Regions from separate parts of the Homo sapiens genome. Here all the other regions are linked to region 4. The links are chromatin contacts, found by Hi-C or POLR2A ChIA-PET in ENCODE. All regions are on one chromosome and are shown on one strand. Each heading gives the region's core, a stretch centred on a gene start or an enhancer-like site at or near the end of the contact. The rest is flanking DNA. Distances are from core to core; before and after follow the strand shown. Region 1 holds the start of SDHB (succinate dehydrogenase complex iron sulfur subunit B). Region 2 holds the start of CROCC (ciliary rootlet coiled-coil, rootletin). Region 3 holds the start of SZRD1 (SUZ RNA binding domain containing 1). Region 4 has its middle 26 kb from the start of NBPF1.

The links. A loop is a pair of places that touch in the nucleus more often than their neighbours do. ChIA-PET counts read pairs that join two places held with the same protein, here RNA polymerase II (POLR2A). Pooled maps may share reads with other maps.
Region 1: a loop to region 4 is called in a pooled map, with 2.8 times the contacts of the local background. The contact joins the promoter of SDHB here to the enhancer-like site in region 4. A Hi-C loop is called at or near these places in 11 of 50 pooled maps. POLR2A ChIA-PET finds 5 or more read pairs at or near these places in 2 of 52 experiments (CD4-positive, alpha-beta T cell and K562).
Region 2: a loop to region 4 is called in a map of head of caudate nucleus, with 3 times the contacts of the local background. The contact joins the promoter of CROCC here to the enhancer-like site in region 4. A Hi-C loop is called at or near these places in 3 of 168 maps with a recorded cell type or tissue (CD14-positive monocyte, gastrocnemius medialis and head of caudate nucleus) and 14 of 50 pooled maps. POLR2A ChIA-PET finds 5 or more read pairs at or near these places in 14 of 52 experiments (CD4-positive, alpha-beta T cell, CD4-positive, alpha-beta memory T cell, K562 and 11 more).
Region 3: a loop to region 4 is called in a map of B cell, with 6 times the contacts of the local background. The contact joins the promoter of SZRD1 here to the enhancer-like site in region 4. A Hi-C loop is called at or near these places in 3 of 168 maps with a recorded cell type or tissue (B cell, CD8-positive, alpha-beta T cell and naive thymus-derived CD4-positive, alpha-beta T cell) and 9 of 50 pooled maps. POLR2A ChIA-PET finds 5 or more read pairs at or near these places in 3 of 52 experiments (activated CD4-positive, alpha-beta T cell, activated CD8-positive, alpha-beta memory T cell and activated T-cell).

What each region holds. Positions count from the first base shown.
Region 1 is chr1:17,052,668-17,055,367 of GRCh38, forward strand. It overlaps SDHB (succinate dehydrogenase complex iron sulfur subunit B), which reads right to left and starts at 1,365. Exons shown (of 8, transcript NM_003000.3): 1 at 1,281-1,365. The coding sequence starts at 1,352. RefSeq lists enhancers at 1,245-1,304, 1,855-1,904.
Region 2 is chr1:16,920,466-16,923,203 of GRCh38, forward strand. CROCC (ciliary rootlet coiled-coil, rootletin) reads left to right here and starts at 1,466. Exons shown (of 37, transcript NM_014675.5): 1 at 1,466-1,613; 2 at 2,198-2,333. The coding sequence starts at 1,554. RefSeq lists enhancers at 108-880, 881-1,652, 1,653-2,424, 2,425-2,738.
Region 3 is chr1:16,365,850-16,368,549 of GRCh38, forward strand. It overlaps SZRD1 (SUZ RNA binding domain containing 1), which reads left to right and starts at 1,393. Exons shown (of 4, transcript NM_001114600.3): 1 at 1,393-1,459. The coding sequence starts at 1,409. RefSeq lists enhancers at 1,090-1,149, 1,900-2,189.
Region 4 is chr1:16,638,066-16,640,765 of GRCh38, forward strand. It overlaps the pseudogene CROCCP2. Among named protein-coding and RNA genes, the nearest start is that of NBPF1, 26 kb to the left of the region's middle. RefSeq lists an enhancer at 1-864. Within about 2 kb of position 1,271, at least 2 of the 41 ENCODE cell types and tissues checked have a DNase peak (open chromatin) inside an H3K27ac peak, as active enhancers do; they include gastrocnemius medialis, where a contact is called at or near this core.

The DNA.
Region 1 (2,700 bases), core at 115-2,614, 410 kb after region 4:
TCTTCCTCTATCTCCCCTTTTCAGAAAGGCTGATGCAGACAGAGTGGATCCAAGTTCACACACAGCATGCTGGATAGAACCAGGATTGGAACATGGGCAATATGTACTGTGTTATGCAGCCATAGCAGGCACTTAAGATGAAAGATGTCCTCATTTAAGTGCAAGAGAGGAAGAGGAACTAAAATTTCTTGGACACCAACCATGTCCCAAGATCTATGCTAAGGAGTTTTTCTGGTACCATGTTAAAAAACTGCCTCAGGTCTGCTTCTTGGGAATGTGATATTTTGAGCAAGCCAAAAATTTTCTTTCTGGGGGCCTCAAGTTTTCAAAGCTCCAAAAAGGAGGGTAAGGATTCTTGCTTGCCCACCTTAAAGGGGTTGTTGAGAATCCCAGAAGAGGAACAGACTTAGAAAGGATTTGCAAATCCTTAGTCCCTTATGTATACAAAAGCAATTTCCCTTCCCCTTCTAAATGTTCCCACTTAGAAGGCAGGTCAGAAATGTGTTGTTTCTTGGCCATACAAGGGGCGTGGGAAAATCTGTTACTGCACACGGCATAGTAATAAACAAGAACAGCGCCAAGCCCTCTACCTGTCATTCCATGTCAACTCTATGAGGTCCGTATTATTATATGACCTTTAGAGTCAGAAACACTGAGAGGATACTAGTGAAACTGTGGTGACACTGCTTTAAGGAACCCAGTCTTTCCTGCAACCCCCACCACCCACCTCCGGGATCCTTCGAGGTAGGGGGCTGGGTGCATTTCCCTCCATCTCTCCCTTCCCCTGCCCTGTCCCCAACAATTCACATGTCCTTTCCTCACCCATCCCGGTCCTCAACCTCGCACCCTTGAGGAATTACCTCGCTTCCCAATTCCCATCCTTCACACCCCGCAGGTCTCCCTTTTCTACAGAGGCGATAGTTTGGTGGCAGAAAAAGGGCTTGGAACTCCAATGTCTGGATTCAAATTCTGGTTCCAGCAGTCATTCGCTTGCCATGTGACCTTGAGCAATTCAAGTCCCCTTTCTGAACGTCCCCCCCCCCCGCACCCTTAGCTGTAAAAAATTGCCCGTGCCCTAACTCACAAGCTGCTGCGAGGCGCAGAAAGATAACTTGACAGGGATGCTCGAAGCCAAACCAAAGCACTGCACCAGGGGGAGGAGGTCCTCCATCTCCCTGAGGCCTTGCCCTATGCTTCCTCAGTCTCTCCGCAGCCCCATCAGCTCCAGGCAGTCTCTGTGGCTTTCCTGACTTTTCCCTCTCTGAGGCTCCAGGACTCACCTGCAGGCAGGCTCCGCCAAGGGTTGTGGCCGGCAACCGGCGCCTCAAGGAGAGGGCGACCACCGCCGCCATCTTGGCTCCTGACGTCAGCCCCACCCCTTAACCCCGAGGTCGCTCTCCGCCGGTGTCCCGTCGAACATCGCGGCGCCCAGCCTACATCCACTGAGGACCCACTAGCCGCGTACGAGCAACCAAGTGGGAGGCGGCTTCCGGTTTCCCGGGTGGGCGGAGGGAAGGCGGGGCAAGCACAGCGAGCGTGCGCAATAGCGCAGTAGCGGCGCATGCCCATTTGGCTTCCCCCGTGACCTTCTCAGAAAGGGGAGGAGTCTGAGAGGCAGGGCGACTTTCAGGGGGTGGGGCTAAGACTTAGATGGGGCGGAGCCATCCTATCCGGGTCCCTGCCCCGATTTCAACCTCTTTATTCCTGGAATTTTTGTTTGTTTGTTTGAGATGGAGTCTCGCACTGTTTCCCGGGCTGGAGTGCAATGGCGCGATCTTGGCTCACTGCAACCTCCGCCTCCCGGGTTCACGCGATTCTCCTGCCTCAGCCTCCCGAGTAGCTGGGATTACAGGCGCACACCATCACACCCGGCTAATTTTTTGTATTTTTAGTAGAGACGGGGTTTCATCATCTTGGCCAGACTGGTCTTGAACTCCTGACCTCGTGATCCGCCCACCTTGGCCTCCCAAAGTGCTGGAATTACAGGCATGAGCCACTGCGCCCGGCCAATTTTTTTTTTTTTTTTCAGACAGGGTCTCACTCTGTTGCCCAGGCCGGTGTGCAGTCTTGGCTCACTGCAGCCTCGACTTCCCAGGCTCAAGCGATCCTCCCACCTCCAGAGTAGCTGGGACTACAGGCGTGTGAGCCACCATACCCGGGTAGTTTTTTTTTTTTTCTTTTTTTTGAGATGGAGTATCGCTCTGTCTCCCAGGCTGGAGTGCAGTGGCGCGATCTCGGCTGACTGCAACCTCCGCCTCCCGGGTTCAAGCAATTCCCTGCCTCAGCCTCCCGAGTAGCTGGGATTATAGGCGTCCGCCATCATGCCCGGCTAATTTTTTTGTGTTTTTAGTAGAGATGGGGTTTCACCATCTTGGCCAGGCTGGTCTTGAACTCCTGACCTCGTGAGCCACCCACCTCGGCCTCCCAAAGTACTGGAATTACAGGCATGAGCCACCGCGCCCGGCCACCCGGATAATTTTTTTAAAAAATTATTTGTAGAGATGGAGTCTGGCTATGTTGCCCAGGCTGGGCTCAAGCAATCATCCTGCTCCAACTTCCCAAAGTGCTGGGATTACAGGCGTGAGCCACCACACCTAGCCTCCCTAAGAATTTGTCAGTCTTATTATTCATCTCTGACGCTTACTGGCTTGAGTCAGCCCTTTCTGTCGCATACCGTGCAGCTTGCCCGAGGCTGCCCAG
Region 2 (2,738 bases), core at 216-2,715, 280 kb after region 4:
TAGAGGCTTGAGCCACTGCACCTGGCCTGGTTTAGTCTCCTTTTAGAGATGAGAAAACTGAGGCTCAGGGAGGTAACCTGTTCAAGGTCTTACTGTCTTGAACACCATAGTTGCAAGTGACAGAGCTGAGTCTCACATGCAACCTCAGACCTGATACTGACTCCAGAGCTGTGCGCCTAAGCACTAGAGCACATAGCCTCCTTGCCCCAGGGAAAGAACAATGGGAGGTGGTGGGTGACCTCTGGGTCTCAGGGCCCTGGGATATAGGGACTGTGCCTTTTTTTTTTTTTTTTTTGAGACAAAGTTCCACTCTTGTTGCCCAGGCTGGAGTGCAATGGCGCGATCTTGGCTCACTGCAACCTCTGCCTCCTGAGTTCAATCGATTCTCCTGCCTCAGCCTCCCAAGTAGCTGGGATTACAGGTGTGCACCACCACACCCGGCTAATTTTTGTATTTTTGGTAGAGACGGGGTTTCACCATATTGGTCAGGCTGATCTTGAACTCCTGACCTCAGGTGATCCACCCGCTTTGTCCTCCCAAAATGCCGAGATTACAGGCATGAGTGCCTGCGCCTGGCTGGGACTGTACCTTCTGGATTTTCAAATGAATGAAATGAGTATTTCTTGAGTGTTGGCCACGTGACCCCCCAGCACCATGTCATGTGCTGGGTATGCACACACGATACTGTTTCATCCCCGGACGGCTCCGAGAGATGAGTACCAATATTATCACATCTTACGTAAGAGGACACTGAGTCTCAGAGAGGCAAAGTCAGTGTCCCTGGTGCACCCAGCTAGTGGGGGCTGGGGTGGGTGTGAAGGGGCCAGAAGCTTCCCAATAAGTGCCTGAAGGGCAAGGCTAGGGCATTTGTAGTTCGAGGCTCTACCACTGTGTCTAGGTCAGACCTAGGAATGCCGCAGGTGTTGCATAAATGCTCATCAGTCCAGGCTGGACCGCTCATGCCCAACTAAGTGCCAAGCCTGGCCTGGGTGATCTCACAGCCTGCATTCTTTGCCCTACACCTGTTGTGGGAAAACATACTCCCAGCATGCTGTAAATCCTCTCATTCTTAGCTAACCATGTGACTCCCGTTCTGGGCCAGAAAGATGGTCACAAATACTTAGGACTCTGGCCTTTCCCGCCGCATGGCTACTGACCCCACCCCCTGGGCTTGGAGGGCTCTAGGACCCAGCAACCTGCGCAGGGTGAAGAGTGTGTGAGGTCCTGACCTCCAGGTGTCTCCCCTGTTTCCTCCTCCCATTCCCTCTTCTCTCTCCTCCCTCCTTTTCTCTCCCTTCTCCTCCCCTCTCTTCATCCTTCCTCTTCCTTTGGCTCCCTGCCTCTGCTTCCCTCCTCTCCTGTCCTTTCCCATCCCCTCCCTCCTCAGCCCACATCCTGCTCCTCCCACCGCGGTGGTCACATGGGGGCGCCGCCGGATTTAAGCTTAATCTGCCTGGTGCTCAGCACAGCATCCTGGCTGTGGCGCGTGCTGACTGAGCTAGTCTTGGGGTCCTGGAGAAGGGGGCTGGAGGCATGCCCACAGCCTCCCCCCCATGAGCTTGGGGCTGGCGGGGGCACAGGAGGTGGAGCTGACACTAGAGACGGTTATCCAGGTGGGTCCTGGGGGCTGTGCCCACCCTGTCTGGGGCGGGGCAGCGTGGACTTAACAGGAGTGGTGAGAGGTGTGTGCGTCTTGGGGATCAAGGGGTGGGAGAGGTGTGGTGGTGGTGGGGTATACAGGGGCCCCCCGCTTGCAGTTCCTGGCAAGATGGGGGGCAGAGGTACACACAGGGTGCACCTGCTGTGGCTCCCTCATCCCAGTGCCCTGGGTTGGGAGAAGGGGGTCTCTACTGCCAGATTTTAGGGCTTGGGGGACCTCTGGCATAGCCAGATCCTCATCCATCTAGGGTCGGAACCGGATTGGGGCCCCCAACACTGGACTGCCTCCAGTGGGGTTTGGGAGTTACCCGTAGGGTTTGGTTCTCATCTCTGGCCCTGGGCCTTCTTCCTGGGGCAGTGAGCACACAAGAGGCTCTTTGCATGGGGATTTTTTGGATTCTAACTCCCAGGCTTCACTCCATCTTGAGGGGGCTCCTGGGGACCTGTATCTTGGGCAGTAGGATTCTGTGGCTCTCCCCACGAGGCCAGGGAGCCCCGGGTCCCATGTCCCCTGAAGACCCTCTCGCTTTTCCCACAGACACTGGAGAGCAGCGTCCTGTGCCAGGAGAAAGGCTTGGGCGCGCGGGACCTGGCCCAGGACGCTCAGATCACCAGCCTGCCTGCCCTTATCAGGGAGATTGTCACCCGCAACCTCTCCCAGCCTGAGAGCCCAGGTGCCACCCCCATCCGCTCCCCTCCACAAACACCACCCACATTTTACCTCTTCTCATGTCCCTTTCCTGAGCAGTCACCATGATGATCATGACTGTAACTCACTGTGGGGCAGGCACAGCTTTATGACAGAAGAACCCATTTTACAGATGAGGAAACAGAGGCTCAGGGATGTAATTTGTCCAGACTTATTCCGCATGTGGTGCAACTAGAAGGAAGGGCCGAGCATCTCCTGCGTGCTTGCCTGTAGCCTGCTGCAGAGATGTGAACCCCAAATCCCGTATTCCCACCCGGGGAAGGTGTGAGCTGGCTGAACCCAAGATACAGGAAGAGGGCAGCTCAGCTCAGACCAGGGTTTTGCGGAAGTCTGAGTGGATGGCGCCGTCCATCCGTTTCCCACGTGGGCA
Region 3 (2,700 bases), core at 143-2,642, 270 kb before region 4:
AGCTTTTTTTTTTTTTTTTAGTAGAGATGGGCTTTTGCCTCGTTGCCCAGGCTGGTCTCAAACTGCAGGGCTCAAGCGATCCCCCCGCCTCACCCTTCCAAAGTGCTGGGATTATAGGCGTGAGCCACCATGCCCGGCCACATAAATAACTTTTTTTTGAGATAGAGTTTTGCTCTTGTTGTCCAGGCTGGAGTGCAATGGCGCAATCTTGGCTCACTGCAACCTCCGCCTCCCAGGCTCAAGCGATCTTCCCGCCTCAGCCTCCCGAGTAGGTGGGATTACAGGCATGTGCCACCATGCCCAGCTAATTTTGCATTTTAAGTAGAGACGGGGTTTCTCCGTGTTGGTCAGGCTGGTCTCGAACTCTTGACCTCAGGTGATCTGCCCACCTTGGCCTCCCAAAGTGGGATTACAGGTGTGAGCCACTACGCCTGCCCTGACATAAATAATTTTTTTTTTTTTTGAGACAGAGCCTCACTCTGTCGGCCAGGCTGGAGTGCAGTGGCATGATCTCGGCTCACTGCAACCTCCACCTCCCTGGCTCAAGCAGTTCTCCTGCCTCAGCCTCCGGAGTAGCTGGGATTATAGGCGTGTGCCACCATGCCCAGCTAATTTTTGTATTTGTAGTAGAGACGGGGTTTCACCATGTTGGCCAGGCTGGTCTTGAACTCCTGACCTCAGGTAATCCGCCTGTCTCGGCCTCCCAAAGTGCTGGGATTACAGGCGTGAGCCACCGCGCCTGGCCAGTAATTTTTAGAGGTAATACTAACGTATTTATCTACCATTAAAGACCCAGGAGAACTTAGTAGCTGGGAATCCCACTGGTTCTCCCAACTGAGGTGCAATATTATCTTTACCGTCTTTACCTTACGGTAGCGGATATAGTGTTAATAAATGATTAGAATACTGCTTTATGAGCAGGAAATACTGTAATGATTTTCACCCTATCAGAAATAATAAAATGTTTTCTGCATCAGCAGATATTTTTCATCATTTGTTGGTGTTTAAAAATGTTTTCAGAATTCTGAAGATACCATTATCTGTAGTTTAGGAAAACTACGACTCACTTTAAAAGAAAAAAAGTTTTCTTTAATTGCCTGCCCTTAGAAAAGATGGTTCCACAGAACACACTTCCGGTACTCGAGATGAGGACTTCCCTTGAACGCCCATTCTGTAAGACAGATAACGCGTTGGCCCTTAAGAAAGATGGCATCTTTCCGCCTTCTCTGCCCCCTTCCAAGATGGCTGCCCTAATGTACACTTGGGACCTTGCCTGGCGCCTCTTCCGGGCTTGGCAGCGGGCGGGGTCCATTGAGTAAAGCCTTGCGTGCCTGCGCCCGCGACGGAGGCGCGCTTCAAAGCGCAGGCGCGGGGAGGGGGTGGGGGAGGAGGGAAAGCGGCGAGTAAGATGGAAGATGAGGAGGTCGCTGAGAGCTGGGAAGAGGCGGCAGACAGCGGGGTAAGGAGGAGCCGCCGTCCCATGGCAGGGCCGGGCGAGACCTGGCGTGAGGGGAGCCTCCGGGGAGCGGGTCTGGAGATAGTTCTCCCCAAGGAAGGGCCCCATACGCCGGGCTGGGGGTGGTGGAGAGGCCCCCAGTTCCTGAGCGCCGTGAAGGCCTCTTAAAGGGGCCGCGATCCATTTCTCTCCTTTCCTTTGCCTGGTGCGCCTCCCTCCGCCCACTAACGCGCGCGTCACCCGGGGCGCCCCACCCGCCACCCGGGGCCTCCTTTCCTGACCCCCCGCGCCCACTTGCTGGCCGTGGGCCTCTGTGACTCTTTCCGATGAGCCTTGTGGCCCGAGGCACCATTTTAAAGTTCTTGTGCTCTGACCGGGACGGACACACCATGTGGGTGGTGGTGGGGCTTGCGCGGACCAAGGAGGCATGTCCGGCTTCGCAGGAAAGCGGGAGGAGGCAGCCGAGGGCGGGGGGAAATTGAATCCTCTTTGGGCTACTCAACTCTGCTAAAATCCCCCACCATCCGTCACGGTGGACGAGTCGGGTTTTTTTTCTCTTTCACTTTTACTCCAAGAAGAGTTTGTGGGCAGGCAGGCAGGTCTCACGGGGACTCTGCCAAAGCAACCGAAAGCTCTGCGGGGCAGCTCCTCTGCCACTCAGCGATCCGAGGCCCCGGGAAGGTCTAGGAGTTCGCTTGTCGGAGTCCAGGGTGTGATATGTAAAACAGCCACATTCTTGGGAGAGGAGTGGGGAGATGGACCGTTCGACTTGTTTTTGGAGTTTTTGTTTGCCTCCAGAAACTGTAGGAAAATAGTTTATCTCAAAGAGGATCTGTCAATTCTCTTAGATTTGTGAATAATTTGGTCTTTTCAGAGTTTGTCTGTGGTGACCCTTGTGAATATGGGGAGATGCTTTTTTTGTCTCCCCGTGTTCGCGTCTGTTCAATGCTGGCTGCACTGACATCCACCTTAAAGGTTTACGTGTGCGAGGAGTCGAGCGTACCAGGGTAGAGTAGGCGCTGGGTTTTTTTTCCTAAGCGCTTTTTGGGGGTGCTTATGAGCTCTGGAAGAGGCCGGGAAATTGACCCTGGCAGCAGTCAGTGGGTGTATCTAGCTCTACGGGAATGTTGAAACTTGGCTTTGAAGTTTTTTCCGCTGGTTCAGCATTTCTCTCAACGGTTGTTTATGTTTTTCCATTTAGCATAATTGAGAATTTGAAGGATTCGTTCGTTCAGAGGATATTT
Region 4 (2,700 bases), core at 21-2,520:
CCAAAGTGGTCAGTACCAAGGCCACCTAGTCCAACCCTTGCCCCTAGGCCTGTGGTTCCTTTGGGGCAGATTCCAGTCTCGCCACCACCCAGCCAGGGGAGTCTGTGTTGAATGGGCCATGTCCTGGAAGTATGAAAGGCTCAGCCCTCTGAGCTGCTGGATGGCTCTGTCCTGTACCCGCCAGTCCATAAATGGTCAGCAGAGCACATGGCCCACCTACCCGAGCCAAAGGAGTTGGGAAAAATCTGTCTGGGTGGCCCCCTCATCCTCTCAACACACAGGCCTAGAGGGAAAAGGGTACTGTCTAATGCCAGTCAGTGCTGTCCTGAGCTCAGCTGCTAAGAATAGCAGGGAGTGAGGTGGTGGTAACCAGCAGGACTCAGGCAGAACAGAGGCCCATTACACACCTGGCTGCCCACAGGCTGCCACCACCTGCTCTTCCACCTTTCATGCCAGTTCCTACCCTACTCATCCACACAGACAGAAAGCTCTGGAAGGGGACGAAGGTGGCACAAAGCACCCTGACAAAGTAGCCACTACCCAGGCTCAGGGATCACATATTCCCCCAGTGTAAGCCACTCCCAGCCCTGAGCTGTAGGAGCAGAGATGCACAAAGGCCCCTCCCCACTGCTGCTCTGTCCCAGGCCAAGGCCAGGTGGTGGCTATGCAGTCGGGGTGCTCAGCTAGTAGCATAGAAGGCTAAAGCCAACCCCATCTCTGAATACCCCAGTGGACCAAGGATAAAGGAGCCTTTCTCAAAAGCAGTTACAGGCCAAGCATGGTGGCTCACACCTGTAGTCTCAGCACTTTGGGAGGCTGAGGTGGGAGAATCACTTGAGCCCAGGGGTTTGAGACCAGCCTGGGTGCCACAGTAAGACCCTGCCTCTTAAAAAAAAAAAAAAATTTAGCTGGGTGCTGTGGCATGTGCTTGTGGTCCCAGCTATGTGGGAGGCTGAGGTGGGAGGATTCCTTGAGCCTGGAACTTTGAGGTTGCAGTGAGCTATGACTGGGACATAGCGAGACCCTGCCTCAAAAGAAAACAGTTCTTAACAAGCCCACACTTGGAGTGGCTACTCTTGTACCTGACCCCCAAAGTCGTGTGCCTGATCCTGAGAGCAGACTGCACATATCTGTGGGCAGTCGGCCTGAGACAGCCACCACTGAGTGCCTACAGCACGGCCCATTTGGCCAAGACCAGCAACTTCCCTGACCTTTTTGGATCTCCTAGGTCCCAGTTCAGGGCCCTGAATCCCCACAACCACTGACTGACGGCCCTACCACCTGCTGTCTCTCCTGGCGGCCACAGCAGCAGCAGCAGCAGCAGGACCATCTCTGGTATCACATGAGGTAGGGATCAGATGGCTCTGAGAACAGGCCAGGACTGAGTATGGGGTGGGGGTGGGCAGGAACTCTCTGCAAGCAGGCACTTTCTGACCACCACAATTGCTTAAATAGAACAGGTAATGATGCTGCCTTTTGGACCTGCCTAAAGAGCAGAAGTCGTAAAAGACAGAACAGCTAAGGCTGATAAGGGGGTGAGAGACAGGGACAACCGTGCCTCACTGCAGGGACGGAGAACCTACTTGATCCTTTGAAGAAGTAATCTGGCAACAGTCTTAAAAGTGACTGCAGTTCAAACACTCTAGCCACACGACTCCAGCCCTGGGCATCCTCACAGCATTGTTTACAAAGGCAAAAGTCCTTCCAAACTAGGGCACTTGTATGGGCCACAGCAGACCCCCTGGCCCTAAAGATGCTCAGTAAGATACATTGATAATGTGGAAAAATACTCACGGGATAACATTTGATAATAAAAATAGGATGCAAACTTCTGGAAGTGAGGGACATGTCCATTACCTTGATGGTACTGATGGTTTCACGGGTTTTATCTATATGTTAACACTTATCAAATTGTACACTTTAAGTGTGTGTAGTTTATTGTATATTAATCATAGCTCAATAAAAATGTTTTAAGAAAAGAACTGAAGGTGACAAATTTTTTTAAAGTTTTCTATACAGCATAATCTGAACTACATACATTATAAGATAAACAGACATGAAGTTAAAAAGCTTCTGCATAGCAAAGTAAACGATCAACAAAGTGAAGAGACAGCCCACAAATGGGAGAAAATATTTGTAAACTACCCATCTGACAAGGGATTAATAACCAGAATATATAAAGAACGCAAACAACTATATAGGAAAAATACTAATAGTTCCATCAAAAGATGGGCAAAAGATACGAACAGACATTTCTCAAAAGAAGACATACAAATAGCAAACAGGCATATGGAAAGGTATTCAACGTCACTGGTCATCAGAGAAATGCAAATCAAAACTACAATGAGATATCATCTCACCCCAGTTAAAATGGCTTTTATCCAAAAGACAGGCAACAACAAATGCTGGCGAGGTTGTGGAACCCCTGTACGCTGTTAGTGGAAATGTAAATTATAATAGTGCAATCACTATCGAGAACAGTTTGGAGGTTCCTGAAAAAACTAAAAATTGATCAGGTGTGGTGGCTCATGCCTGTAATCTCAGCACTTTGGGACGTCGAGGTGGGAGGATGACCTGAGGCTAGGAGTTCGAGACCAGCCTGGCCAACACAGCGAAACCCCATCTGTACTAAAAATACCAAAATTAACTGGGCGTGGTGGTGTGTGCCTATAATCCCAGCTACACGGGAGGCTGAGGCAG